2 separate regions of the Homo sapiens genome follow, and region 1 is linked to region 2. Evidence: read pairs that join two places in POLR2A ChIA-PET (ENCODE). Cell type or tissue: K562. All regions are shown on one strand.

Region 1 (2,500 bases), 520 kb before region 2:
GAGGTGCTTCAGGAGAGGAGGGCACAGTCCTGGGGGTGGGGTGGGGAGGGCAGCTAGTGCCAGGTGGGGAAGGCTAAGCCTCAGCCACCAGATGAGGAATTTGACCTTTATTCTGAAGGCAACGGGAAGCTCTGGGCTAGGGAGTGACAGGATCAAAGCAGTGTTTGTAGAAGATCAGTCTGGCTGGGCACTGGAGAGGATACCTGAGCGAGCAGGAGAGGTGGTGGGGGGCGGGGGGCAGGGACACACCAGGCAGAGGGACAGTGTGTACATGTCTAGAAGTCTCAGGACAGGCAATTATGTCACCCCCTTCCACTCTGCAGAGGGGGCCTCTCGCACCAGCCTGTCTCCAGGGCAGGTCTCACCAGCCTGCTAGGAGGGAGCTTGAAAGGGAGGTGGGGAATTTCTCAGGGACACAGAGAACATGAGAACACTGCCTCCTTTCTCCTCCTTCCTCCCCTACCTGGGGCCCAGCTCAGAGTAATGGGCCCTGAGGGGGAGAGAAACGCAGCCCTGGAACTGGAACCTGGGTCCCTTTGTTGGTAGGCTCCACCTCCTGTCCTCTAAGATAGAGGGCTGGAAGAGACAAAGAAACTATTAGGCCCCATTAAGAACTGTGCATAAACCCTAGAACTCAGGAACAGAGGGATAATTGAGGTGATAGTATTGCCCAGCCCTGGAGCCCAACTTTCCTTGAAGGGGAAATTTCTGGCCTGGGGCTGGCTGGTAGGAATCTAAAGCCTTAGCCTTTGTGGAGATGAATCATCCTAATCTATCTCTTTGACCCCACCTCCGCCAAAGAGATCCCTTTTGCTCCAATCTCATTCCTGAATGTGCCACACTTCAGGTATCAATGGGGCAAGGCCAGGATGACGGAGGGGGATACCTGCAGGGGAAGAGGTGTTGAGCAGGTTTCTGAAAATGGTGACCATTTCAGACCCTAAATGGCGCCATTCATACCTAAGTGCTGAGTGGTCTCACAGTTTTAGGTATGCTTCGGGGCCCACAGTCTCTCCCAGCCTCCAGCCCTGACTCAGCCTGAGCCCCTGGGAGCCAGAGATAGCTATCCCAGCTATTCAGAGGAAGGAGATAAGGTTTATGGCTCTGGACAGGCTCACCCTGGGGAGACTGTGCATACACACCTCCTCCAGCTGCATTCCTCCCGGTCCTGACCTTGTCTTACTCAGTCTTTTCCTGGAATTACTACAGGAAATAGTGAGCTGTCTGAACGCACCATTTTCAGAAAACTGCCTAGCACCTCCTCCCCTGAAGGTATCCCCTCAATCATCCCGGCCTTGCCCCATTGAGGTCTATACAACATCTTTTTCTTGGCTTCTGGGCAGGCCTGATCCCATCTAGGACCAGTGAGAAGGGGGCCCAGCCCTGTTCCTTTTCCACAGACGCATCCTCCCCATTCCTGGTCACTCATTTCTGCTCCAATGACTCCTTGAATTAGTAAGTCCTTCCTTCAGTCTACCCTTTCACTCCCTTTCGGTGCTTAGTTAAGGAGAGGATGCTCCTCTGTGCGTTGGCTGTTGCCGCAGACCACAGAGTACAGCTGAGGGTCCACTTCACTCCAGGAGCCCTTTAGCTGAGGGGAGGAAGGCAAAAGACAGAAGGAACGGTGAATTCTTAGAGAAGAGTGCATGGTCTTTTCCCATCACAGTAGTGTCCTATACAGTAGTGTCCTATACAAGCAATTATCTTTACAAATTACAATTATCTTTACAATTATCTTTACAAACATTATCATCATATAATTTATTTTATTTTTAAATTTTTATTTATTTTTTTGAGACAGGGTCTGGCTCTGTCGCCCAAGCTGGAATGCAGTGGCCTGTCATAGTTCACTGCAGCCTCAATCTAATTTATTTTACATATGAGAGAACAAAAGCTGAGAGCCCAAATCAAGTATGATTTTTTTTTTTTTTTTTGAGACGGAGTCTCCCTCTGTCGCCCAGGCTGGAGTGCAGTGGCGCAATCTCAGCTCACTGCAAGCTCCGCCTCCCGGGTTCATGCCATTCTCCTGCCTCAGCCTCCCTAGTAGCTGGGACTACAGACGCCCGCCACCATGCCCGCCTAATTTTTTTGTATTTTTAGTAGAGACAGGGTTTCACCGTGTTAGCCAGGATGGTCTCGATTTCCTGACCTTGTGATCTGTCTGCCTCAGCCTCCCAAAGTGCCGGGATTACAGGCATGAGCCACTGCGCCTGGCCTAATGTATGATTTTAAGTATAATGCTTTTGGCCGGGTGTGGTGGGTGGCTCACAACTCGGCTCATGCTGAGGCAGGCGGATCACCTGAGGTCAGGAGTTTGAGGCCAGCCTGGCCAACATGGTAAAACCCCGTCTCTACTGAAAAAATACGAAAATTAGCCAGGCGTGGTGGCGGGCGCCTGTAATCCCAGCTACTCGGGAGGCTGAGGCAGGAGAATCGCTTGAACCCGGGAGGCGGAGGTTGCAGCGAGCAGTGATCATGCCACTGCACTCCAGCCTGGGCG
Region 2 (2,500 bases):
GCAGGCGGCTGGGAGGTGGAGGTTGTAGCGAGCCGAGATCACGCCACTGCACTCCAGCCTGGGCACCATTGAGCACTGAGTGAACGCGACTCTGCCTGCCATCCCGGCACCTCGGGAGGCCAAGGCTGGTGGATCACTCGCGGTTAGGAGCTGGAGACCAGCCCGGCCAACACAGCGAAACCCCGTCTCCACCAAAAAAATACGAAAACCAGTCAGGCGTGGCGGCGCGTGCCTGCAATCGCAGGCACTCGGCAGGCTGAGGCAGGAGAATCAGGCAGGGAGGTTGCAGTGAGCCGAGATGGCAGCAGTACAGTCCAGCTTTGGCTCGGCATCAGGGGGAGACCGTGGAAAGAGAGGGAGAGGGAGACCATGAGGAGAGGGAGAGGGAGAGGGAGAGGGAGAGGGAGAGGGAGAGGGAGGAGGGAGAGGGAGAGGAGGGAGAGGGAGAGGAGGGAGAGGGAGAGGAGGGAGCCTCCTTCCTTTTAACCTTGCCCTTTTCACCTTTCACTCTCACTTCTTTTTCTACTTACCTTTCCCCACTGCCACCCCACGCACCTCCTCTCTCTCAACCCCCCTTTCTCCTCCTGTCCTATATTTTTCACCCTTCTTCCTCTCCCACTCTTTCCATTTGACAATCTATTAATATTGCCTGCTCTTTCTCTTCTGACCTCCCTTTTTCTATCTCCCTCCCTCGGAACGTCTCTGTTCCGTGTCTTCAGCCATGGCTGACACTGAAGCTCCTTAAGCCAGGACACCACATTCTCTACCCCACAGCAGAGGCCCAGGATAGTGCACTCAGAGGAGAGGTGGCTCTTTCTTTGGTGTTTTTCCTCGCTCTGAGGGGACACATTGCTGAGCCCCAGAAGGACACAGGAGGAGGCTGGCGTGGAATTGGGAGTGAGGTAGGCATGGGATTCTTCTTTGAGGCCTTCAAAGGGTGGTTTCTGTATTTAATTTGAAGAGTCATCAACCCCCAAGACACCTGCCAAAACGCATTCCAAAGGCAGGTAGAGATTGTCTACTGCACTGCCAAAGTGAAGACGGAGTTCACTGCTCCAGAAGAAAATCACACCCTTCTCAACTGCCTGCTCCCTTATGCCCCCTAGTTCCTGAACCCACTTTCATAAAATGCCGCCAAACTGTCTAGGTCTTGACTGAGTCCTGCCCTAGCTCACACTCAGAGGGCAACCCTGGACTCGGGGGGCTCAGGAAACAGGTGCCTCCCTCCCACAATGAATCCAAGGAACCGCCCTGCCCTCTGCTCCTGAGCTCTGGTTCTGGACTCCAGGAGCCCAACATGCTCACTGAGGCCCTCCTCTGGCCTGGACATGGCGGGGAGACTCTGCTGTGTCCACTGCTGCAGTGACCCCTGCCCTCCGGTGCAGCTCACTGTCTCCCTCACCCCCTCTAGTGGGAATCTGCTCTCTGGTGGGGCCTCTGAGTGTCTCCATCAACATTCACACCATCCTGGGCCCCCTCTGTGGACTCAGTCCAGGGAAGAGTGTGGTCTTCTTCCCCTGACACCCTGCAATTGGACCCCCTCACCCAACCTTCTGCCTCCCATTGTGGCCTGTGGTCTCGCCTTGCACCCCTCCTCCTCCACTACTCTGGGGCCCACAGTCAGGACTATGAAAAAGGGGACAGGGAGTGTGAAATGTCACAATGAGACTGAGAATTTCTGAGGCTCAGGAAACCTTTGAGTTCCAGTCTCCTAATCCACAGGTTGGAAGGCTGACGGACAGGGACAACAGAACATTTATGGGCAGCAGATTCCCAATTCCTCACCTGGGCTTCCCTGCTGTGGAGCAGCATGGCAGGGTGAAGTCAAAAGGAACAGGATGGACTCCCAGCTGATCAGCCACAAGCTGTGTGACTTGGGGATGTTGCTCTTAACTGCTGTGCTTCCCATTTTCCTGTCTGTGGCATAGTAACTATCTCATTGTGTGGTCAGAGAATTAAATGAGACCATGGATGTAAAGAGTACGGAGTGGTCCCAACACACAATAAATGCCCAATAAATGTTTATTATTGTTATTATTATTATTATTGGTTTGATTTTGACCTGGTGATAAGTCTCAGTGTGGAAGGGAAAGGCCATTCGGCCATGGCAAAAGTTTCACTGATGAAATTGATGGAAAAGAGGAGGAAAGAGAGTGAGGCGGGGGCTTCAGACATCTCCAAAGAGCTGTGTCTGCGACCTGAGCTGGAAAGAAAACCTGAATCCCACCTCCACCTGAAAATTCCCAAGGGCAACAACTCTCCCCAGAGACATCCTCAGGCCAAAGCTGGCTCTGTTGACCTCAGGGACACTCAGGCTGGGTTGGGCAAAAGGGGAAAGGAACAGCCACATGGAAGCCGAGACCTGATGCTGAAATCATGCCTTCTGGGGGCCCCAGAAGTGTTGAGGAGAGCGTCCCTTCCTCTGCCCTTCTCAAGCACCAGGCCTCTCCTCTTGAGTTCCCTGCAGCCTTTGTGGACTGATGGGCCCTGTAGAAAAGTG

What was found. ChIA-PET counts read pairs that join two places held together with the same protein. Peaks named below come from ENCODE experiments on the same cell type or tissue, not always from the same donor. Only the 100,000 strongest peaks of a DNase experiment are listed, where the experiment ranks them.
Region 1: POLR2A ChIA-PET joins it to region 2 with 5 read pairs; 1 of 35 experiments calls an interaction of 5 or more read pairs at or near these places.

The regions. Positions count from the first base shown.
Region 1 is chr12:52,923,883-52,926,382 of GRCh38, reverse strand. It overlaps a transcript of KRT8 not described here. Among named protein-coding and RNA genes, the nearest start is that of KRT8, 20 kb to the right of the region's middle. In K562, no CTCF peak of the experiment used is centred here; a DNase peak (open chromatin) is centred at 1,122; H3K4me3 peaks cover 371 bases.
Region 2 is chr12:52,406,947-52,409,446 of GRCh38, reverse strand. No RefSeq gene overlaps it. Among named protein-coding and RNA genes, the nearest start is that of KRT82, 1.9 kb to the right of the region's middle. In K562, a CTCF peak has its summit at 1,325; a DNase peak (open chromatin) is centred at 1,356; H3K27me3 peaks cover 1,188 bases.